2 separate regions of the Homo sapiens genome follow, and region 2 is linked to region 1. Evidence: chromatin loops called from intact Hi-C (ENCODE). Cell type or tissue: dorsolateral prefrontal cortex. All regions are shown on one strand. Links, peaks and the distances in the headings refer to the core of each region. The heading gives the core; the rest is flanking DNA.

Region 1 (12,907 bases), core at 1,752-9,751:
ATGTCGGGGACTGCTTGAATGTGCCTCAGAATTGTCCCATTAAGGGACAAGGGAGTCGGGGTATTTGTCCACTGACTCTGTCTCTTATTGGCTAAAGCTTACCTCTGTATGCTGAGCCAGTTCCCACTTACCAGAGAAACCCTCAGGCTGAGAAACAGAGAGACCTGGTGTTCTGTGTGGCTGAACTGGAGCCTGGAATCAGCCCAAAAGTGGCAGCAGGGGAATTCCTGCAGGCAACTGCCCCAAACTATCCTGAGATGGGGCTGGATGGGATTCCAAAGAAAGAAACACTAAATGCCAGGGTGATCAGTGCAAACACTTATTAGGGGAACTTATGTATGGAGGGGGCTGCAGCGTGTCCGCTTGACAGACAGTGAAACAAGATCTGTCTAGGTATGTCCATAACATGCAGATCCAGGTATGGAGTTTATATGTGGGTCTAAGGAATTCTGTTTAGGGATGGGGGCTACTTTCTACATGTTTAGCAACATGTTTGTTCTTTTCGTGGTTCAGGCAACAACCTAAATTAGTTTATCAGTGTCTGGGAATATTTAAGGCCTGGCTTCGGTTCAAGCCTGCAGGAAAAAATATGCAGCTGGCTGGTCACACAGCAGTTAAGGCACTTTGTATTTCTTGGCCAGGACAAAGGAAAAACTGGAAGGAACAGGGGATGCTACACTTGGGGACCTGAGGTAGGAAGCTGTCAGCAGTCACAGGAACTGTCCACCGTAGTTGCCATTGAACTCAGACATGGACCAGGGTGATATAGGACAGGGCAGCAATAGCGTCTGCCTTTGTGGTTAACTTCCAATGACATAACGCACTTAAGTGATAGTATTTATAGTGATAGTGATGGTTTTAAAGTCTTATCTGTAAATTCTTGACACACTTCCCCTTAAGAGGAGTTTCTTCCCTTGAATCTAGGCAGGTGTGTGACCGCTTTGGCCAATAGAATATGACAGAAGTGATCTATGTGACTTCAAGGTCAAGTCATAAAAAGTTTTGCAACTTTTTTGGTTGCTGGGACACTTGCATTTAGAGCTTTGATCTGCTATGTCAGAAGTCAACTACCTTGAGACGGCCATGCTGGCGCAGTCATAAGTAGGCTCCCTGGTCAGCCCCAGTGGAGCTCCCAGTCAATGGCTAGCATCCACTGCTAGCTGTGTGGAGGAACTATCTTGGATGTCGGAACCTTCAATTATCTGCAGCCTCAGCTAACATCTGACTGCAACCTCTTGAGTGACCCCAAGTGAGAACTGCCCAATCCAGCTCTGTCTGAATTCCTGACCCACGGAATTTGTGAGCAAAGTAAAGTGATTGTTGTTTTACAGTTCTACATTTGAAATATGTTGTTATGCAGTTACAGTAACTGGAACACTTAATATACAATTTCCAGGATTCTGGTGGTAATAGTATCTTTCCTCCCTAATCTAGGAAATGCTGGTAAGAGTGGCATTTTTGTAGGGATAACTTCTAATCTGCTTTAATTCATATTTGAAAAATAAGTGATTGAAAAGCCTTTATACTTGCATGTTAGCAACATCTGATGTGATACTTTTCACAAATGATGGACAATGCAATCTATCCACACCTATCCTTTTAAATTTATTTTTACTTAATGCTAATGCACAAAATCTTTTTTTTTTAAAATCTTTAAATGTAAGCACTTCCCTTTTTGCACAGCCAGTTCTCTGAGACACTGTCAGTCTTCAAAACTGTTCCTTTCTAGTGTCACTAGCTCATTTGCCCAAGCATGGAGCTTCAGCTACCAGCACCGTGATGGACGTGCAGGAGAAACACTCACATAACATCTTTTGGGATCAGGGTAGCCTGTCACTTTCCAGAGGAAGCCCAAGAAGCTCAGGAGGTAAAGGCACTCTCCTGAGCTTGCATTAACAAGCTTTTCCAGTTGTACCATTAACAATTCTCCACCCGCCCCTTGGGGATGCTGCAATAATAGGAGACACTATTTTGCAAAGGGCTTTGGGAAGAGTCTGGTAGCACCTTGTATTCATACTGTGCCCTTTATTTCTTTACTGTGGAATTCTCCACTGTCATCCCATTCCACTCAGTTGCTGAGAGACTTGCAAGATAGTATTGATTGTTTCTTCATAAAGACACCATTTCGTTCTATTTATCCAGAGCAGTTAGAGTCAAGGACAAAAGAGAGAGGGGAAGAACTTGTTTCACTAATCTTTCCATCATATGAATATTAAAACTTTTAAGAACCTGATATTCCAGGTGAGGAGTCAAAAGTATGGCTTGCAAATTTTGGGACTCTTTCAGGGGCTGGGAAAGAAAATTCCCTAAAATTTTAGCTTCAGAATCATTTAGGCCTTGAAATAACTCCTACAAAAGAGAATGTCAGTGTCATACATTGTAATGCACTGAACTGAATGGAGTGTAAATACATTCAATAGCACAAGGATTCCATTTTCCTTGATCATACGCTTGGGTTTAGAAATGAAGGAAAAAAGCCTTAAGAAAATATGTTTCGGGTTTTAAAACTGTATAATAGTAGTTAAAAAGAATTTCAAAACCCCAAACCATTCCAGACACCAGATGAGCTCAAACTCCTGCCATATTTAATCATTTCTACTACAAACTCCTAAGGCTGATTTATTATCTGCATCTTGCATAAGTTGATAATAAATCCTTTCTTATGCCAATGAGAATAAATATTTTGAGATGAAAAATGGTCAGTCTGATGATTTTCCCTGGATCTGAGTGAATCATAGAGACTGTACGGCTGGCTTCAGAAACTGACTGTTAAAATGATCCTAAAAAAGATTTAACTTGGAAGTGATCAATCCAGAGGCTGCATATAGATAAATCTTCACAGATTCTCAAGTGGCTAGACTTCAACATTCTATGGGATCCACAAAATACAACTTCACATCTTCTGTTGACAGAACACTGTAAACATTCTGGGCAATTCTGGGACATGAATTTGATCCTTTTAAAAATTTTTTGAGACTACTTTTGGCTAACTTAACCCATTAAAGTAAGAGTGTAAATTGGTGTGTGTGTGGCGTGTGTCTATGTGTGTATTTATGTATTCCTGCCTCACCTCAAAACATCAGTTAGCTTGTTCCTTTATCTTACATTTCCTGTGAACTGGAAGTTAGATCTGAGTCTTGATTAGATTCAAGTTAACCGTTTAAGGCTATAATATATAATAGGTGATGTTTCTGGTTTATATGGCATTATAGCTATTTATTTAGCTAACGATTCTGAAGGTTGTTCTTTAATTTGGGCTGGGATAAGCTGGGAAGAGCTTCTGGTCCAGGTTGAGTTTGGATGGTCTTGGATGCACTTGCTCATGTGTCTCTAGTCAGCTGATAGTTTGGCTGGGTTGACTGACCATGGGTTCGGCTGAGATGGCCAGTCTTTCTCCATGTGATCACTCACTCTTTCCCATGCTAGCTCATTCTCATGGCAGCTCAGGGTTCCATGCATGAGAACAGACGCATGCAAGGTTTTTTGAGGTATAGGCCCAAGAAAATCTCAAGGCCAGTCCAGATTCAAGAAGGGGAGAAAAACACTTTACTCCTTGATGGAAGGAGTTACAGTGTCACATTACTAGGGTGTAGGTACAAGGAGGGAAAGAATTGGCGGCCATTTCTTTCATCTACTACACCTGGGTTTGTAATTTTTGTCAGTGCATGATTTCTCACCTTGTGTAAGGACCACTGACAGGAAAATGTCTCAAGCTACTGTTGAAAATGTAAGTTTCCGGGCTGGATGCGCTGGCTCAGGCCTGTAATCCCAGAACTTTAGGAGGCCGAGGTGGGCAGATAACCTGAGGTTAGGAGTTCGAGACCAGCCTGGACAACATGGTGAAACCCTTCTCTACTAAAAATACAAGAAAATTACCCAAGCATGGTGGCGGGCACCTGTAGTCCCAGCTACTTGGGAGGCTGAGGAAGGAGAATGTTGTGAACCCAGGATGTGGAGCTTGCAATGAGCCGAGATCGCGTCACTGCACTCCAGCCTGTGCAACAGAGTGAGACTGTGTCTCAAAAAAACAAACAAACAAAAAAACCAACCAAACAAACAAAAACAAAAAACAAAAACAAAAAAAAAATAAAATGTAAGCTTCTGAAAAACCAGGTGCAAAGAATGTGTCAGAGTAACAGAGAAGCCCTGGAAATGAGGGTTTTGCGTTCAGCTGGGACGTCAAGTTACAGCTGATGAGCTTTTTCCAAAAATTGTCGGGCAGGTTTTAAGGATTAGAGAAAATGTTTGTTGAATAGCTAGAACAGTTCTTAGCACATAATGGGCGCTAGAGATGATGACTATTAAATATTTAGAATTATTTAATCAGTATTCTTCAAATGTATTTTGAATACCTACAGTGAAATATATCTTTTTTGTTGTTGTTGTTTTGTTTTGTTTTAAAGACTGAGTCTCTCTCTGTAGCCCAGGCTGGGGTTCTATGGTGCAATCTTGGCTCACTGCAACCTCTGCCTCCCAGGTTCAAGCGATTCTCCTGCTTCAGCCTCCTGAGTAGCTGGGATTACAGGCGCCTGCAAGAACGCCCGGCTAATTTTTGTATTTTTAGTAGAGATGGGATTTCACCATATTGGCCAGGCTGGTTTCAAACTCCTGACCTCAAGTGATCTGCCCGCCTTGGCCTCCCAAAGTACTGAGATTACAGGTGTCAGCCACCACACTCGGCCAATATATAGGTTTTTTAAAAAAACGTGTATGTTTTTTTCCCCCTCAAGGAGCCCTACGGTTTTTTAGGGAGAAAGAGAAGTAGACAACTGAAATACAGTTTGATAAATGTTTTCACATGATATTAATAAACTGCTATCTACAAGTTTTTATTGAGCACCTATTCTATGGAGGACATTTTGCTGAGTTTTTAGTAGATGGTGCTAAAGTATGCAGGTTTTTTTTTTTTTTTTTGAGATGGAGTCTCGCTCTGTCACCCAGGCTGGAGTGCAGTGGCCTGATCTCCACTCACTGCAAAATCTGCCTCCCGGGTTCACGCCATTCTCCTGCCTCAGCCTCCCGAGTAGCTGGGACTACAGGCGCCCGCCACCACGCCCGGCTAATATTTTTGTATTTTTAGTAGAGACGGGGTTTCACCGTGTTAGCCAGGATGGTCTCGATCTCCTGACCTCATGATCCGCCCGCCTCGGCCTCCCAAAGTGCTGGGATTATAGGCGTGAGCCACCGCGCCCAGCCTAAAATAAGCAGTTTTAAAAATACTTTGGGTTCTTATAAATAATGTACAATGACTTCAGCAGCATTGTTGGGGAAGGAACAATATCCAGAATGTTACACCAGTCAGTCATTTCTGAAGAATCTGTTGATGATAAAATGGCCCATTATTTTTTCTGCTGCTAAACCAAAGGCACTATGACCTGCTAATTCTCATTTACTCAGCAGGCGGCGCTCCAGCACCAGGGATTGCATTGAAAGTGACAATTTAGTGAAACAAGGAGGTTTTTGGTTAATGTTTGTTTTTCAGGCTAAAAAGGAAAGCCGTTAGGAAAAATAAACAGTTTATCAGGCATTGCGACAAAGACACTTGAGGGGAAAGACAAGCTGTCACTTCAAGGACAGGAAGAAAAATCCCTGCATCTGTAGAATCATCAGATGCATGACTGTCTTGTTAAAAAAATGATGAAATGAGGAAGGAAGGAAAAGCATCTGAGATAAAAGAGAAGATTAAAAAAATGGAAAACAATTGAAATCATCTGCAAGCAAGGATGGAGGAGTACCGCCCTGGGAGAGGGATGTGGAGGAGTGTTGCAGCAATTGGAAAAAATGAAAACAACTGGAATATAATTGGGACTCATTCTAAGTATTCAGATGTACCATTTTCTTTAGATGCCAAATCTGCATAATTGGTTTCAGCTGCCCAACCCACACCCAGTTCTTGTTTTGTAACTTTCAATAGTTTGAGGTCTTCAGCACGTAAACGTTTGCACCTAATGACAAGTGCCTGGTTTCTAAATCAAAATTGCCTTATAGTTTCCAAAAATTTCAGGTCAGGAATACAGGACAGCTGAATTAGTAATTAAACTTTAGTTAAAGGGATTGGAATAGAAACAGCTAAATTAAAAGAAAAAAGTATTTATTGTGAAAATGGTTGGATTTTTGAAGGGTCACTTGTGCTAACCTGCTATTGGGATTAGGGATAATGCTTCCAATTTAGGCTTCACTCTCTCTACTTGGCCATTAAAATAGTTTTCTCAAGAAGAACTTCTCTACATTTATCTTTCTGTATCACATAAATAGCTTAGCTAGTCTTTTTTCTGTAACGTTTTTAATGTAACACCATTTTACTTGGTTTACTCTTTCCTGGAGAGAGATTTAATCAGAATAAGTTAATCTGAAGGCACTCTATAAAACAAAAGAGAATGAGCAATTGTTAGATTGATTGTTTAGACCTAGCCACAGTCTATGTAATATATGAATTAAATTGATGCAATGAAAGAACTATCATACAAGTGGTTCGGAAACATTGGTGTGTATCAATGGTGCCAAACTTTCTTAAAACATAGATTGCTGGGTCCCACTCTCAGAATTTCTGGTTTAGTGGGTCTGGGGTGAGGTAATAAAATGTACATTTTTAACAAATTCTGGGTGATGCTAATGCTCTTGGTCCAGGGATCTGATTTTGAGAACCACTGACATACTTTTGCAGAAAAAGTTTTCTATTTGATTTGGTTATGGTTATGGCTTTGGTTTTCATCCTCCTGCAGTTATATATGGTCAGAATCAGATATTTAATGAATGGAGGAGGAGGAAGAGGAGGACCAAGTGGGCAGATATTTGTTGAACACCTGGTATATACTTGCTTCTATGGCTCTTTACATTCTTAATCTTCTCACTTAATCTTCCCCATGACTGTACAAAGTATGATTTGTTCTCCCACTCAACAGATGTAGAAACTGAGTCTTGAAGAGGTTGGGAACTTTTGAAAGGCAAACAGCTAGCTAATGGCTAAGCTGAAAATTAAACCCAAGTATGTTGACTGCAAAGGTGGCACTACACAAGAGGACTTCAAAATGTTCACCACAGTTTGATTCATTGAATTTCACAGATTTCAGTTCAAATTGACTTTACTTGACTGACACAAGCAAGTTCCTTAATTTGTTGTCCAGTTTCCATTTCTAAAGAGATATGTACCTGTCTTTCAGAACTGGTCTAAGGATTAAGTAATGAATTTGAGGGTGCTTGGGTATAGTTGCTGGTGCATAGTGAGTGCTCGTTAAAGCTCAGCTCCCTTTCCTTTCTTTAGAAATGCAAGTATTTAATTCAAGTTCATCTTAGAAATAAATGAGAAAACTATGATTAGGACAGAAACACTCAAATTCTGGCTTGTCCCAGGGACTTTGAACCACCTTAGTGGGAGGAAGGCAGCCATTCTGTTTGTCAGTTAACGGGACCTACATTAGTCTTCCAAGTTTCTCCAGAAGAGCCTACTTCTACCTTTGTCCCATGTCACCCAGCCCATCTGATGGTAGTGGGTGCCTGTCCTGTGCAACCTGTTCTCACCAGTGCAACCAAAAGAAACTGGACATACTCCAGAAGGCTTGTGTATTTCAATACTCTCTTGGCTTGGAATTCTATTGCCTTCCCACACACCTTCACTTGGTAATTCCATTATCTCTGTTATTTCTGATTCTGTTTCTATTGACTAACTTTTCTCCTGGTTTGAATCAGATTTTCCTACTTCTTTGCATGTCTAGTAATTTTTAAATTAGATGTCGACATTATGAATGATATTTCGTTGAGGGTTTGGATTTTGTTGTCTAAGTAGTGTTGAAGTTTGTTTCGGTGGGCAGTAAACTTACTTGCAGATCAGCTTGATTTTTCTCTAGGCTTGATTTTCAGCTTGTTAGGTCTGGTCCAGAGTAGCTTTTACTCTACCACTAAGGCGTGACACTCTGGGGTCACTCTGAATGCCCTTGTATTCAGTGAGTCCTCTCTACTTTGGCCGAGAGGAGATCAAAACATCTCTCAACCCTAAATGGGCTCTGAGAATGTTCATCTCAGAGCTACCTGAAAGTTGTCAAGTTGTCTTTTTTTTTTTTTTTTTTTTTTTTGGCTTCATGGAGCTTTGCCCTAACTGTGTATGGCTTAGTATTCAGTCAAACACTTGAGGAGAACCTTGCGCAGATTTCTGTAAAGTTTTCTCTGTATAGCTCCCTCCTCTCTGGTACGCTGGCCAATAAATTCCAGCTACCTTAGCCTCCCTGTGTTAGTCAGGGCTCACCAGAGAAACCAAACCAATAGGATATACAGAGATATATAAAAGTATATTTATTATGGGAATTGGGTCACACAGTTTTGGAGGCCAAGAAGTCCCGTGATATGCTGCCTGAAAGCTGGAGAACCAGGAAAGCCAGCAGCATAGTTCAGTCTGAATCCAAAGGCCTGAGAATCAGAGAAGGCAACTGGGTAACTCCCAGCCCAAGTCTGGGAGTGAGGCGGGCATTGGTATCAGTCCCAGAGTCTGAAGGCTCAAGAACCGGGAGCTCTAACGTCCAAGGGCAGGAGAAGGAGAATGTTCCAGTGAGAGAGAGAGGAGAGACACACACACACACACACACACAGAGAGGAGAGAGAGAGAGAAAGACACACACACACACACACACACACACAGAGAGAGAGAGAGAGAGAGAGAATTGCCGTTCTTTCTTTCATCTTTTTGTTCTATCAGGGTTCTCAATGGATTGGATGATGCCCACCTCAGTGGCTCTTCTTTACTCAGTCTACTGATTCTAATGCTTGTCTCTTCTGGAATCATCCTCACAGGAACAGCCAGCAATGTTTTTACCAGATCCCTGGGTATCCCTTAATTCAGTAAAGTTGACACATAAACACTTAACCATCAAACTCCCCAAATGCCTATCTTTGTCTACTCAACTCAGTGAGTCTTCCAGGTTCTATCTGGGTTCCTTTCCCTCTGCCAAGGTCCATGAATGGCCTCCAAGCAGAAACCTAGGGCAATTGTAGAGAGGGTTCCCCTTGTTTGTCTCTCTTCTCTCAGGTATCACAGTCCCGCTCTGCCTGGGGCCAACTATGTCATATATTTTGCCCAGTTTTCTAGATGTTTATAGTGGGAGGGTATGTCCTGTACCAGTTACTACTCCATGAGTGAATGTAGCAATCTGTATACCTTCATTTGGTTAATTCCTACTTGCCTGACTTTTAAGGTGCAATTCAGCCACCATCTCCCTTGGGACACTTTCTGGGTTTCCACCAGTTTGACTTAAGGGCTCCTTCATCTGCTGAGTTATGCTTCCTCCTTTTCCCCCTGACTCCACAGAACCGTAAGCTTCTTGAGGATATAGATTGTAGTTTCTCAGCATCTTCAGCCTCTAGTGTGGCACTTAGAGCATAGTAGGTGCTCAGTAAATGCTCATTGACTAAATGGATAAAGTACATGGAATTGTGCCAGATTCTAATTTTTTGACTTTAAGATCTATCAAGGGTGCTCCTCATTCATCCTCTACTTACAAGTCCTCTTTCCTGGTCTCTCAAACATAAGAAAAAGTTACTGCATACCCTCCCCACAACCCTACCCATGGCTTGTACAGGAAATATGGAGGAAGTCTGCTTGCTCTAAGTCATGTTTAAAAAAACTCTTTTTTTAGATTCAGGGGCTACATGTGCAGGTACTTGTTACCTGGCTATATTGTGTGATGCTGAGGTTTGGGATATGAATTATCCTATCACCCAAGTACTGAACATAGTACCCAATAGTTAGTTTTTGAACCCTTGCCTGCCTCCCTCCCCACTCTAGCAGCCTCTAGTTTCTATTGTTGCCATCTTTATGTCTATGAGTACCCAGTGTTTAGCTCCCACTTATAAGTGAGAACATGCGGTATTGGTTTTCTGTTCCTGGGTTAGTTCATTTAGGATTATGGCCTCCAGCTACATCCATGTTGCTGCAAAGGACATGATATCATTCCTTTTTTATGACTGCATACTATTCCGTGATGCATTTGTACCACATTTTCTCTAAGTTATTTTTATCATGCGGCAGACATGACTAACTATCCATCAAAATATGTGACCCCCTGCCATAGATAGGATTGTCCCTGGGATAGGGTTGCCAGATTTAGCAAACAAACTTGAAAAACAAGATACCCAGTGAAATTTGAACTTCAAATACAATATGGGGGACATTCTTATATTAAAACACCATTCACTTTTTTTTTTTGACGGAGTTTTGCTCTTGTTGCCTAGGCTGGAGTGCAATGGTGCGACCTCAGCTCACTGCAACCTCCACCTCTCGGGTTCAAGCAATTCTCCCGTCTCAGCCTCCCAAGTAGGTGGGATTACAGGCGTGTGCCACCACGCCTGGCTAATTTTGTATTTTTAGTAGAGATAGGGTTTCTCCATGTTGGTCGGGCTGGTCTCGAACTCCTGAACTCAGGTGATCTGCCCACCTTGGCCTCCCAAAGTGCTGGGATTACAGACGTGAGCCACCACGCCCAGCCAAAACATCATTCACTTTTGACTGAAACTGAAATTTAACTAGGCGTCCTGTATTTTGTCTGGCAATGCTACACTTGGGAGCAGTTGCTCAGCTAGGGACTCTAATTCTCAGCTTCTTTGCATGTGAGTAGTTCTTACCAATGGCATATAGTGAGAAATGATGTGTAATGTGTGCCACTTCCTGGCTGAGGTGGTTAAGATGTGTGTTCTCCACTTTCTTTTTCCACTTCTGCCTGTATGCAGAAGACCTGTGAGGCCCTAGGGGAGGAACAGGTCACAAGGAGAAAGCCTGAGTCTCCACACTGCAAACGGACAAGAGCTGCTTTGGACTGTTCTGTGGGTGAAAAATCAATACAGTTAAATCTGCAAAACTGTGGGGTTTATTTGTTATGGCAGTTAGTAGTACTCTATTTTATGTTCCATTAAAAATTGATACATGAATATTTTCTCCAAGGTTCTATATTGCCTACTTTACAGCTATAGTTGAATATCTCAAAGGTGTCTCAAATGGCATGTCCAAGCCTGAATTTGTGATTTCACCAGCTTCAGGTTAATCCTGTGCTCTTTATCTCAGTGGATTGCATAACCATCCATCTAGTCTTGACACCTCCTTTGCTCTTACCCTTAGTATCCAATCCACTAATAACTTCTATACATATTACCTTCTAAATACATTTTTTCTTTTTCTAAATACATTTTATTTTTATTTTTTGAGATTGAGTCTCACTCTGTTGCCCAGGCTGGAGTGTAGTGGCACAATCTCAGCTCACCACAACCTCTGCCTCCTGAGTTCAAATGATACTCCTGCCTCAACCTCCCGAGTAGCTGGGATTACAGGGGTCCGCCATCATGCCCAGCTAATTTTTGTATTTTTAGTAGAGATGGGGTTTCACCATGTTGGCCAGGCTGGTCTTGAACTTCTGACCTCAAGTGATCCGCCTGCCTCAGCCTCCGAAAGTGCTGGGGTTACAGGCATAAGCCACCATGGCTGGCCTGTAAATACATTTTAAATTGGCCCATCGCCTTCTATTTTCTTTGCCACCACCTGTATCTTTTGTGTGGCCTATGGCTATTGTCCACATTCTCTTACCCTCTTATTCAGTACGGCCTCTCAGCCAATCCAGTTTTCTCTCTTGCAGCCAGAGTTGACCTTTTCAAAACCAAGATCTCTTCTGGTCACTCCCCTGGCAAAGACTCTCAGTAGATTCCGATAGCTCTTAGGATAGGGATTGGAACCTTTAATGTGGCTTTCAAGGCTCTGCATGATCTGGCCCCTGCCTGCCTTTGCTGGTTCATTTTGCAACATGCTCCCTCTTTTCTTTTTTTCCTTTTTTTTTTGAGATGGATTCCAGCTCTTGTTGTTTAGGCTGGAGTGCAGTGGCATGATCTCGGCTCACTGCAACCTCTGCCTCCTGGGTTCAAGCAGTTCTCCTGCCTCAGCCTCCTCGCCAGTAGCTGGGACTACAGGTACATGCTGCCACACCCAGCTAATTTTTTTGTGTGTTTTTAGTAGAGATGGGGTTTCACCACATTGCCCAGGCTGGTTTTGAACTCCAGAGCTCAGGCAATCCGCCCGCCTCGGGCTCCCAATGTGCTAGGATTACAGGCGTGAGCCACCGCACCTGGCCGCTCCCTCTTTTCTAAGTGCCAGCCATACTAACCTCCTCCGCTTCCTTGAATGCTGCCTGCATCCTTCCTTTCTCCCTGAGCTTTTGTACAAGCTGTGTCCTTTGCAAGGTATGTTTCCCTCCGACTCTTAGCCAGGCAAATCCTTATTTTTTTCAGTTTTTAGAACTCAACCCAGTCTGTTTCAGGGAAGGCTTTACTGACTTCACTAAGCCAGTTTCCACTCTTCTGAATTCTCTCTTTTTTTAAAAAAACAATTTTACTTACTTTTTAATCTGGCTTAATAAAGGCAAATTCTGAGTTCTCATAGCAGCAAGGGGCATTCTTTTGTAGCCCTTGCCACAGGACAGAAAATGTCTCTTTCAGTGCTTATCACTAGATCTTCAATAAGCATTTGTGTGAGGTAGGGCTTTAGCTTAAATGTTTTCTAAATGAATATCCTACTCCTATTGTCCTCATCTATCGAACAAGTCTTCCTTTCTCTACTGATTTTAAATACCATTTTACCTAAATGTATTCTGATTCACAATGAGTCTCTTTTCAAGTTTCCTACTCTCTTTCATTTCTGTCGTCTATTATTGCACCAATGGTAGACTTAAAAAATCTTTTAATAGCCAGTGGATCAAGTCCTACTTACTGTTAAAACATTTCGTTTGACTCACTGCAACCTCCACCTCCTGGGTTGAAGTGATCCACCTGCCTCAGCCTCCCGAGTAGCTGGGATTACAGGCCACATCATCATGCCAGGTTAATTTTTGTATTTTTAGTAGAGATGGGGTTTCACCATGTTGGCCAGGCTGGTCTCGAACTC
Region 2 (12,907 bases), core at 2,624-10,623, 190 kb after region 1:
TGTATTATTTTTCCCTTAAAGGGCAGTAGCTTCTTTTACTTACACAGTTTTGACCTTTAGTTTTGACCTTTAGTTTTATATCTTAGTCTTATTATAAGAAGTTATTTCCAGAACTAGGCAAACAAAGAGCTGAATACATATCTTTTCATTAGTCCTGAGGCTTAACTAAAATAGTATGGCCTTTATAGCTGTACTAGATGTCTGAGGCAACTATGGGTGGTTGGGGTACAATCTGCAAGTCATAGAATATTGCAGTCTAGACTAATAAACCATCAACCCACACATGATATTCTGACTCAAATGCCAAGTGTCTTTATCATATAGACAATTGAGTTAAACAGTCACATATGCAGCACAGCTCTGTATTTTAAAAGGCAGTAAAGTTGAATAAAGTCAAGTCCCTTATATAAGCCCATACTGACAAATGTCATGGGGACAGAGGTTCACAATATATAATAATCCTATGTCAGGTCAGTGCCATGGAGAATAGCTCTGGACCTTGGAGAATTTCTGACTCTAATCTTACTTGAAAAGCTCAGCTGTTTCTGAATTTCTGGGACCCGGGCAGTGTGGATAGAGGCTCATATTTATTCCAGTTCAATCAAGAAGGCTGAACTGGCCAAGACCTGAAAGACCAATCTGTAAATACAACTCACAGAATTAGCCACAGAATAGAATAACTGGAGAGATAAACCAGCCCTATGCCAGGGCAGGTTGTAAGCACAGGTGATACGGTTCCCCCATGTATGTGCTTCCTAGACTGCAATGCCACTATCAGAGGCTACCTTTGGCATGAGGTCGCTGCATCTCCAGGAGTACTCAAAACTCAAAGCCTCCCTGCCCTGGAGAGGTAAGGATGTAAGTCAGTACTGGTCACCAACACCTTCAGGGGAATAAGTTTTTTTTATGGAAAATGAGAATGTTTTCAGAATGTGAAGAGGGAAGAAGCCTAGACTTCGTAGAGACTGAAAATGGGTTTGGATAGCCTGAAGACTCCTATTTTCCTGGGAAAAAGATATCCTCAAGGGAAGTAAGGACACTGAAAGAGATGGTTTAAGGCAACTGATTTCCCAACTTATCCTGGAACTGGTCTTATGTTTTCATGATGATCATAGCTTGTTTTAGGGGGCTGGTAATGATTTAATATATTTTTCCTTGTCTTCCCCACAAGGGAAAATATGATTATCATATTGGAGGGCCACTTTAAAAATGGAGTGTAGATTCATCTATTTGATTTCTTTGTGGTCAGTTAATCTCTGACTACATTCTTTGTTGGAGAGAATTATTGATTTAGCCAAGGTTAAATAGCTGGTAAGCGTCAAAGCCAAGAACCAATGGTCATCTGTTCTAAACATTCTCCTATGTGTTTACTAAGTGCTGGGCAAAATCCCTAAGATACGATGCAGCAGGCCAGCTGTGTAAGGTGAGGCCTTTGGGGATATCTTGATAGCCTATGATCATTACGTCATTCACACATTTGTCTAGATTTGGCTGGAAACTCTTTGTAGTTTAAACCTACGCTCAGGGTCAGCCCTTGACAAACAGTGAGATAGGTGACATTTGTCTTTAGAGCCTTGACAATGAAGTGAGTGCTGCTCACAACCTGACAAGCTGCACAGTATTACTTGTTACTTGGCAGTCCTGCTCCTTATTATTATTCTTTTCCTTCTCTCTTATCCCTTGCTATCCTTACCCTGTTCATGGCCTCCTTCTAGTCCCATTCTTTCCATTGTCTTTATTGGACCCTGCCAAGAGTAAAAGGAATCTTATCCAATTCATCCATTTGGAGAAGCTAATGACTTGATAAGATATTCAGCCAGTAAGTTTGCGTTTTGAAAGACCACAGTGGGGCCAGGTGCGGTGGCTCGTGCCTGTAATCCCAGCACTTTGGGAGGCCAAGGTGGGCGGATCACGAGTTCAGGAGATCGAGACCATCCTGGCTAACACAGTGAAACCCCATCTCTACTAAAAATACAAAAAGTTAGCCGGGCGTGGTGGCGGGCGCCTGTAGTCCCAGATACTCGGGAGGCTGAGGCAGGAGAATGGCGTGAACCCGGGAGGTGGAGCTTGCAGTGAGCCGAGATTGCGCCACTGCACTCCAGCCTGGGCGACAGAGTGAGACTCCGTTTCAAAAACAAAACAAAACAAAAAAACAAACAAAAAAAAGAAAGACCACAATGGAAGGGCAATGATAGAATTATAAGCATTCAGGGCAACTTGTAGGAGATGTCCTGGGGAAGGGAAAGACTGAATTCCAGTGATCACCTACGATGTCTTTGTAAGGCTGACCCTCCCAATAATACCTTTCCAACTTCAGTGCTAGGTACATTAGCAATCCACTTGTATCTGATTTTGTCTGAAAACTACCTGATGGAAGAGTCAAGGGATTTGGCTATTACATCTGTTCTGCCTGCGTCCGTAATATTCCTGGCTTTAGAAACTTCAATCCTGCCAGCCACAATATAGTGATTATTCTGACGTGGGCATTCTGCATTCCTAATGTCCAATGTGGTTCTCATAGTCTTTCTGGCTCATTGTAAGAAAAATAACTCCCATCTATTGAGCACTCACTGTGTCCCATGAGATCATTTAAGAGCTTGTTTCTTTCCACAATTCTGTGAAAGAGGGTCCACATTTTACAGACGAGAAAACTGAGGCTCAAACAAAGTGACTTGCCCAAGTTTCAATGGCTGGTAAATGGCAGCACCAGAATATGACCTCGGACTGTATAAGTAGATACGTGCTGACCTCTACTGCTCCCATCACAGCAAGTCTGACCACCCTGCATCTTTACCTGACAGTAGAGCAGTATTTCCTCTGCAGTTTCAAATTCTTTCCTTTGGGTCTGGAATGTTCTTACCCTTTAAAGTCATAGGGGATTATAACTGTAGAGAGCTCTGACCCTGGGGCCAGATTGCCTGAGTTAGAATTCCAGTTCAGCTACTTCATTTTCCCCTTGATTTCTTATTTAAAGTTTTAAATTTTAAAAGAGTCTGAGAAAAAAAATACTTTGGTTGTTGCTATGGACTTTTTTTTCAACTGTTTATGCCTCTACTAGAGCTGTGCACATGATGTTTTGTTTGGCGTCCCTTCATTTATTTTTATATAGTTCAATGTATTTCAAGGTCAGAAAGGGTGGCAAAAACTGGAGGAGGTGGGCACAAGGCTAAGAGGTGTGTTTATATTCTAAGAACAGTTATCATTGTTTAGTCTCTCCTAAGTGTCAGGCACTATGTTGGGGGCTTTATACATATTATCTTTCATCTTTTTTCTTTTCTTCTTTTTCTTTTTTCTTTTCTTTTTTTTTTTTTTTTGAGACAGAGTCTCACTCTGTCGCCCAGGCTGGAGTGCAATGGCGCTATCTTGGCTCACTGCAACCTCTGCCTCCTGGGTTCCAAGCGCTTCTCCTGCCTCGGCCTCCTGAGTAGCTGGGATTACAGGCACACGCCACCATCCCCAGCTAATTTTTTTTTGTATTTTTTGTAGAGACAGGGTTTCATCATGTTGGCCAGGCTGGTCTTGAAACTCCTGACCTCAAGTGATCCACCTGCCTCGGCCTCCCAAAGTGTTGGGATTACAGGTGTGAGCGACGGCGCCTGGCCTTTCATCTTTTTTTTTTTTTTTTTTAAATTAAATCCTTCATTGAAATATCTTTCATCTTTACAACAAATCTGAAAGCTAGATATTATTCCTCTGTTTAAAACTAAATGGACTGAGGGTTACAGAGGTTAAAAAATTTTCCCTGAGCTGATGATTTAAAGAGCAAGAAATAAACTGAAGCCTAACTGTAAAGCATATGATAATAACATTAAACAAATTTATGCACATCATTATTCATTAATACATTCATTAATATTTATTAATACGTTCTTGTAAAGATTTTTGAATGTGGTTGCATATGGAGTTAATCCTTCTTATTCCGCCCTTTTCTAAGGTATCTACTGAAACAAGTTTGATGTATATCTGGGAACTTTTTTCTGTGCACATTTGTAAACACACAATTATATAGACTTTTAACGTTATAAATGGGATTACACTATTCTTAATGCATGCTTACTTTCAATAAGTATTCCTAAAATCACTTCTTTTAAAAAAGCCTGTTTTTAATTTTTCTGGTGAATGCTTTGGATGTACCACAATTTATTGGAACATTCCCCAGTGGACAGACATTTAGATCGCTTCCAGTTTATCAGTAACAAAAAACAAAGATGCAAAGAACATGTTTGAACAGACTTGTGCCCTGTGTAAGTATTTCCCTGGGACAGAGTATGATGAGAGGTATGGTTGGGTACGTCTGCATCCTTTGGCGTGACAGACACTGTTCAGTTGGCCTTGGAAAGCGTGGGGTGGTCCATCCTCTGCTCTGTGTGCATCTCAACGAAAACTGAAGTTAGATGAACCAGGGCCTTGAATTTCTGATATCTACCTCCCTTTGACATTGCTGTTTCCAGTTTTTTGTTTTTTCTTCCCTCCAATCTCGTGAGTAGCTTTTCTCCCCCTTGGCTTTCTATTTCTGTCTGCCCCAGTATACGTATGGGGTACTCGTCCCTGCCTTTGAAGTATCAAATCACACAGCTATCTGACATATGCCCACAGTGGGGAGAGAGCCATCGTTCTCATGTTGATTGCTAAGGTTCCCAGAGTGCCCTTGAGGTATAAGAATCACTGGCACTCTCAGTTGGGACTGCAGATCCTGATGTATGATGAGTGGGGCAGAGTAGAGAGCAGAGATGGATGGAGCAGATGGTAGTACTGGCGGAAGGGCACAAGCTTTTTAATCCTCCACCTTTTAAAATACTCATTCACCTGGAGATGCCCTTGTATTTTACTTAAGGACAAAGATAGCAATCATCTGCTGAAAATGTGAATGTCTAACATGAAGGATTATAATGCACACAATGACTTGCATTTATGTCTCCAACTTTTAAGACACTTTGTTATTTTGGTAAATGAGAATGGCACATCATTTGAAATTGTCATCACTGATTTGATTCATTTTTTTTGTCTTTATGAAGAGCATGAATTAATAGTTTTCCCCTTTGCTGACATAAGATATTGTTTAAAAAATTACTTTAACTTGTCTAAATCTTGAGGACTGGTTTAATAAAGTATGATACATCTATAAAGAAGAATAATCTATAGCCAATGAAAGTCAGGACTCAGAATATTTAATGACATGGGAAAATGTTCATGATATATTGCTAGGCATTAAAAGCTGGTTAAAATGGTATGCCTAGTATGATCCCAGGTTTATAAAAAATACACATGCACAGAGAAAAGACTGAAATGTAATAAGAATGTGCAGTGCTTACCCTTGGGGAATAGAACTTCAACTGATTTTAAAACATTATTTGCAATTTTAAAAATTTGTAGAAATTTTTTTTCTACCATGAACATATATAGGCTTTTATAATGAGAGGAAGTAACTTGTTCTTAAAATTATTTTAACTGATTCCCTCTTGCCTTCCTGGGTATCTGAGAATCAGTTTTAAAAATATTAAGCACAGAGACATTTCTGTGAGATCACTGATGGCTGCTCTCCTTTTTCTGAGTCCACCAGGGAGGTGGGTGAGTCCCTGCCTTGTTTCTCCCCTTGGGTTTCACTGTTTCAGGGAGGTCCCTGATTGACATAAAAGTGTAAAGGCCTGACTGCCTGGGTTCAGCAGGGCTGGTTAGGTCCAGCTCCAGGGATCCATGCATCCGTCTAGAGCCCATCCTTGTGGGACTGGGGAGACCCTGTGGTTCCCAGAGAGAAGTACAGTAGGGCATGAGAGGGTAGAGGGGTGAAGCCTTGTAAGACTTCAGGGGAGGATCAGGGCCCCAGTCAAACAGTGTGGGGTTCTCAGAAGGGCTCAAGTCCCAGGGTGATCTGTTATTAGGCAGTGACTAAGCAGACCTTCCAGCTGGCAATTGAGATAAGCTAGGCCCAAAGACAGGCCCAACCAAGAATGGAGGGACTCAAGTGGCTCCCCACGTGCAGTCAGGGAAGGGAAGAAAAATGCACATTTCCTAAGTGCCCACCAGGTGGCAGACCCTTTCCTGTGCAACGAGTTGAAGAGTATTTTCAAGCTCGTCATGATACCCAGGTATTAAGAATCTGCACTGGGCTGGCAAGAACATAGAAGGCTGGGCCCCTCTCTAGAGATTCACTAGTCTGGGTGGGGCCTGAGAATCTTATTTCTACCAAGCTCCAGGTTCTCCTAGTGCCACTGATTGGTACTACCACACTTTCAGTAGCACTGGATATATCGTCTCAGACTGGGAAGGGAGGAGGAGGACAAGGAGTAGGATGTGGTCCTTATGGCTGAGCAATTGGTTCAAATTGTGATTAAAGTGCCAAGGAAGTGTGGCATGGAAAGAGCGGGTGTGGGTGGGTGGGGTGAGTTGCAGAAGGGAATGGGTCACTTGCTCCTGGTTAAAATAGCCTCTGATACTCCAGCAGATTCAACAGAGATCTGTTGTGAGATCTGCAACAGAATGTAAGGGCTCTTCCATAGCTCTCATTCTAATTAAATGTGTTACCAATTAATTCACTTAGGATGCTTACAGCAGACAGAAGCATAGGTATATGCAGGTTAAAATAAAAGCAGTAAGGCCGGGTGCAGTGGCTCATGCCTGTAATCTCACCACTTTGGGAGGCTGAGGTGGGTGGATCACCTGAGCTCAGGAGTTTGAGACCTGCCTGGCCAACATGGCGAAATCCTGTCTCTACTAAAAATACAAAAATTAGCTGGGCATGTGGTGCATGCTTGTAATCCCAGCTACTCAGGAGGCTGAGGCAGGAGAATTGCTTGAACCTGGGAGGTAGAGGTTGCAGTGAGCCGAGATTGCGCCACTGCACTCCATCCTGGGCAACAGAGCAAGACTCCATTTCAAAAAAAAAAAAAAAAAAAAAAAGCAGTATTCAGAACAAAATGAAAAACAAAACCTTAGATAGCTACCCAAAACCCTAAAGAAACAATATTTAGAGTACTATCAACTATTTGAAGTGAAAGACTATTTTAAAAATCTGGTCCATTATGGAGCAATACATGGTTCTACTGCACAGGACTTTTACATAGTTCAAACCACATGTGACTGACCAGGCAAGTTTGACAATCCCCAACTAACTGTCTATATCCTGTTCAGTGAAATGAATTCACTGATCATGCATTTGGATGCCAGTGGCAATGTCAAACTGCTATAAAAGTTCCTAAAGCTTACTCTCAGTTTCTGTATTTGCATCAATAGAAATGGTAATAACCACTTTGCAGAAGAGTGCCAGTCCCCAAACCACGCTTAGAAGTGCACTGGTCTAGCCTGGCTAGATGACTGATCTGGCAGATGGGCTCACTGCACAGCTTCAAGGAAGTCAATTTGTTCTTTGGATCCTGTTGTGCAGAATTAACTTTTGTATCCTCAGGACTATTTTGTTCGTATCATTTCTACATGGGGTCCTTGGAATAGGGCTAGTTGGATGTCCTTTTGGCCCTGCTGCCATTTTCTTATGCTTGGACATCAAGGGCAATATCCTGTATACAGTAGGCACTCAATAAACACCGATGAGTGAATGCATAGATTACTAGCCCAAGACTGAGATGTCAAGCATTCTTGTGGGATACACAGCCATCTAGGAAATAAATGCCCAACATGGATGAACATCAAAATATAACTCTCTTCATAGTAACTATATAGAGCTGACAAGCAGAGCAGATGGAGAACCAACTCTATAAGGAAAGACTGTATAATCTTGTTGCTGTCCTGGACTCACTGCTGCCTCACTCAACACATGTGCCCATTTTGAATGAATGGTATTTATAAGTTTCTTGGACCAAGATGACACAGGTTTCCTGGTGGCATTTTTATGCTGAACCAAGGCATTGCCTCATGCCTATGTCAAGGTGGACCCTGGTGGTTACTCTGGAAAACATGGGAGAGTTATTTTAGCTGTTTTCCTGTTAATATTAGGATCTTGAGGAAGGACTTTAATAATTTAATTATATTTTCTCATTACATCTCTGACTTTCAGTGAAAAAGAGTTGAATGAATGCAAAATAAATTATCAACTCTAACGTCCCTGAAGCCTCATGTCCTACCCCACATCTATCTGAAATTCTCCTCTTGCTTCATTTCTTACCAGGCTCACAGCATAGTTCAAAGTATTTATATGACTTAATAATGCATACCTAATAATAAGGATCACAATAATAATGACAGTTGCTATTCAGAGAGCACTATAAGTCAGGTACTTTGCTAAATGCTTAAATACATCATCTTATTTAATTGTATTAACAATCTTATAAGTTTGCTCAAGGACAGAAAGTAGAAAGGCTAGGATTCTAGCTCAAATAGATCAGTCTCAAATATTTGTGGTCTTAACCACTCTACTAAGCATCTTGTATTCAAACAGAGACTGTTTCCTTTTGCTTTTAAGATGCATAGATTTATTTTAAATGATTGATAGAGACATAGATGGACTCTATGAATGAATAAATGAATGAATATTGGTATCAATTGTGAGTGAATCAAATTGGGTTTATGACATTATTAGATCACAAGGATGCTAGAGTTTTCTGTTGGCGTTTCACCGTAAACTGACATGGTTTTAGTGCCAGCCCATACAATGTTGAGATACAATCTGGCCACATACGCTAAGAGTAAATCTCAATTGTATTGCAAACAAATGTATTTTGCGCACGCACACACGTGCACACACACACACACATACGTCCTACATCCTGACTCCTTTGAAAAACTTTATTTTGCTTTTTTTTCTATATAGCCCTTTCAATTTCTCAGATCTCCTCAAATATATATATATATATATATATATATGAGAGAAAGAGAGTCCAAATACAAACCTTTCCAAAGGGACATGTATAGTTTTGACTGCACTCAAATCAGAGCTCAGAACACTATTTCACTATTACTTTTGAATAACTCTATTTCCAACTGAAACACTCAATTTCCCAGGTAAACTGGTAATTCCCAGGAGCTTTCAAAGCATTTTCAGAAAACCTAAAAGACCAGTTCTTTTATATGAAGGATAAATATAATCATGTGTATATGTTCAAAGTAGAGCAGCTGTGTAAGTCCTTCATGCCTTGTAAATGGGAGTCTTTGCAAACTTTATTATGTTTTGGTATATGATTGTGAGATTTTCAAAACACAATTTAAAACTTTACCATGAGTCACAATCCTCAAAGAAAAACTAAATAGACCCCCCCTTTTCTTTTAAAAAAGAAAAACCACTAAACTGAAAAAGAATGGGAAATTAAATGAACTTAGACATTTAAAGATGCAAATTGATCTCTTGGACATTGAAAGACACAAATTGATTTAAGAAGCAAAGATTTTGGGGAGCCCTAAGACAATAAAGCGATCAGCACAAAGACATCTGTCAGGGTGGAGGCGACCTGAGGTAAAGAACAGTTAAATCTAATGCAATCAGGAACTTAGGCCAGTTTAATGTTTTTTTTGCCTTATGAGCTGACAACCTCCTAACACCATAATCTCTCCTTTCAGGATGATGACACAAGGATTTAATGAGTAGAAGACAACAACTTAAAACCTCTCATTTGAGCATGAATTGTCTAGGTTAAAGGTAGGCATTGAGATCCCATTAGCTACTGGCACACTTGGGAAAAGAAATGTACACATGCACAGACACACTTTAAAGCAAGACTTCATAAAAATACAGCGATGCCTGTTTCTACTCAGACCCAAAAATGGAATTAAAGCCAAAACTTACAACCCCTCTACTAATTAGAGAAGTAAAAATGTCTTCACCCCAAGTGTCCCAGCACAACGTGAAACCGAAACAAGCTGCCTTTCTTTGGATTCCACTTATTTATTTATGTTTAAAAGAATATTTGAAGAAAAGGACGCCTAGTAAAAGAACAGTTGGAGAAAACATGGGACACCATACATTGGAAGAGAAATGTAGATGAAGTACACAGCTACAACAGGGATATTTTTTTTCTTGTTGAAACACATGATAATGGGCTAATAAAAATCTGGTTACCTTTACATTTCTTCTCCTCCGTTTGGAAGGTCTGGGCACTTGAGACACTCTGGTCGTTCACATCATCATGGTCCAGATGGAATATTGAGCTAGTCCAAGTGGTCTGGATGAGATGTGGCGACGACTGTTCATTTTTCAACGTGCTGCGCCTCTCTGAATGGCTCTTCCTATGTAGGCAGGCTTCAGACATTCCTACTAGCTTCCAGTCGTGTTCTCGGTCTGGACAGTGCTTCGGTTTGTCCCAGGCTGTAAGGCCATTTTCTAAAGGGTTGAAAAACACGAGATGACGAGCTGTTGGCATTGTCAAGATTTTGCTGAGATGCAGAGTTTTGGAAGGCAAGTTGTTTCTCAATTCTTTTGGGCTGACAGTATTCACATGCCACTTGACGGGAGTGATAAGATGCAGAATTTGTCAGCCTTGGGCATTTAGCCACTGCAGTTGGGTTGCCTGTCGGAGTAATCAACACATTCCCCCTTATTTTAAATGCCTAGAAAGACATTAGTTCCTGCATGGCAAGGCTGTACTTTCGCCAGTCCCACTTCCACAGCAATGGCCCAGGAGCAAGTTTACACACCAATTTACGTTACTGCTTAGATGACCATTTGAGGTCTTGAGGGTCAGGGCTGGCCGTGAACACTTTTCAGATCCTTAGGACATAAAACACCCAGGATTCAGCCTTGTTTGACTTGGGTTTTATCACAAGCTGACCTGAGGGACACCCTGTTACTTAAGTGGGACGTGCTCACGTGGCCACACCGAGAGTGGCAACTCTGTTTTTACCACCTTCTACCTCTGATGGCCTACAAAAAGAAAAAAAAAAAAAGAAGGGAATCTTACAAATAGAAGTTTTGTAAAGGGCTTCAGTAGAGTCCCAAGTTGGCAATAAGAACCGATGAAGGAAAGCAGATAGTGCTTTAGGTGTGGGACAAATTAAGAGCCCTAATGATAGAATGATGAACTTAAATTCTTTGGAGTACAGCTGGTTAATTATTTATGTATATTATATATATTTTTTCTATTCAATTTATAGGGACTTGAGGGTCTGGCCTACAGAAAATGGGAAAAAATGTAATAATATGATGAAAAATTTCTGACACTAACCTTCCCTGGTGGCAAATTTTACTTCCTTAAATATCTTTACTGCACATGGATATAGAGAGCAAAAATGAGCAAGCTAATATATATATATATACATATTTGTATGCATGTTGTACACATTAAAAAAACAATCCATCTGGTCATCCATATTTTCAGAAATTCTTAAGCTACTGTTTGTCAAAATTAGAAAAAATATAATATAAATATGTGAGTCCTCCTTTTCAGAGTTTATATGGTCTTTTTAAAGTGATCATAATTCACAAATTTATATGTGAATTTTTTTTAACAGTGAAATTACGAGAAGACCATGGATACCCATATCCCTGGGGCTTAGAGAGACATGTCTATCCTGACCTGTGCACAGCACACTGAATTTTAAGCTGACTTTCAAACATTTAAAGTGAATTTTAAATTATTTAACATGAGGGTTAAAAATGCTTTAGGTTTTCATAAGCACCCTCTCGAAAGCTACCAGATGTCTTCAGCTAATGTTGGTTAGGATGGTTTCTCTAAAAGTGTAAATTACTCAGTCACTTTTGAAAGTTGCATTTACCCTTCCGGGTTTTCATATTACTATGAGAAAATGCCAATGCCCATGCACATTGTATTTCTACTCCAGGAGAAAACCATGAACAATAGTAACAAAGTAACAATCAACACACGATTCCTTTGTCATAGTAAATGGAAATGCTGTGGCTTGAAATAGCTTACTTTGGCCAGTAAGCAATAAGTCTCCTTTTAAAAATTGTACACTGTGCTAGCTTTTGGGTGTAACATTTGATCTTATTCAGAGAAGAGCTCTGAAAATTCACTGTATGCAAAGGGCTGTGCTAAGCATTGTATTAGGCACATTATATAAACATAGATTCTTCCTTTTCAGAGTTTATATGGCATTATTCATTGCATGGTAAATCAAAAAGGTGTGGACTTCTACCACTTTCGACTGTGCTAGCTACTGGTGCAATTACAGGCACTTATTCTCAGTAGCCATTAAAAGGCAACAACAGATTGAGATCTTGAAAGATCGTATTGCATTTCGAGCTAAACATATCCATGTGTAACTCATTCAAGTACCTTTATCCATAAGGGCTTGAGGTTTTTCATGAGCTAAATATAAAGTTACTGGGGGCAGGGGTTAATTCTGGGCCTAATGAGATTGATTTTATTTCTACAGACATGAAAATTCTTCTCAGCACACATGTTTTTATGGTGTCTGCTTTATTTTCAGATACTCTAAATCCTCAGCAAATTGCATCTCGCAAAGCTTAATTTAAATAAGGTTAAAGTTCTCAAACTATTTTGAAAAGCCTTTAAGATGTGATTTTTCTGCAGAAAATTCCTAAAATTTGGTATTAATTCCCTTGACCCCACAGAAATTAAGAAAAACAGCCAAACTGGGTAGTCATTACTCCCTAGGGAAACAATGCTTGGCTGAGAGATGCTAACAGGGGCTCCACTCCAAGAGGACATTGCCCCTTAAAGTGCAGCCTATTAAAGCTTGCTTACCATGTCCCTTGGGCCAGCAAGAAGGGGTTTTTTTCTAAGCAAGGAAGGCTACACTTGGGGTGAGGTAAGGGATAGGATTGCTTTCATTTTCCAAAGAAAAGCAGCTGAGATGGTTTGGGAAAAGGGCTTCATTCATGGGAGGCAATTACAAGCTCATAATTACTGTCTGTAATTACATTCGTAATAATGATATTCAGTTGCTTAACTGGCAGGTTTATTGGTTGGGGCACTGCTGGGAAACCTGGAGACTGAGAAGTCCCGGTTGGGTCATGAGAAAACTCAACAGGAATTTATTTAAG

The links. Hi-C counts contacts between places; a loop is a spot of excess contacts. Peaks named below come from ENCODE experiments on the same cell type or tissue, not always from the same donor. Only the 100,000 strongest peaks of a DNase experiment are listed, where the experiment ranks them.
Region 2: a loop joins it to region 1, with 3 times the contacts of the local background. A loop is called at or near these places in 9 of 110 quality-filtered maps.

What each region holds. Positions count from the first base shown.
Region 1 is chr3:23,993,724-24,006,630 of GRCh38, forward strand. No RefSeq gene overlaps it. Among named protein-coding and RNA genes, the nearest start is that of NR1D2, 55 kb to the left of the region's middle. In dorsolateral prefrontal cortex, for the core only: CTCF peaks have their summits at 5,418 and 5,624; a DNase peak (open chromatin) is centred at 5,408; H3K4me3 peaks cover 393 bases; H3K27ac peaks cover 1,214 bases.
Region 2 is chr3:24,180,071-24,192,977 of GRCh38, forward strand. THRB (thyroid hormone receptor beta) reads right to left here. Exons shown (of 11, transcript NM_001354712.2): 5 at 10,004-10,264. THRB-AS2 (THRB antisense RNA 2) reads left to right here. Exons shown (of 4, transcript NR_121667.1): 4 at 9,505-9,886. Among named protein-coding and RNA genes, the nearest start is that of THRB-AS2, 35 kb to the left of the region's middle. In dorsolateral prefrontal cortex, for the core only: a CTCF peak has its summit at 6,041 (motif pointing right); a DNase peak (open chromatin) is centred at 6,031; H3K4me3 peaks cover 382 bases.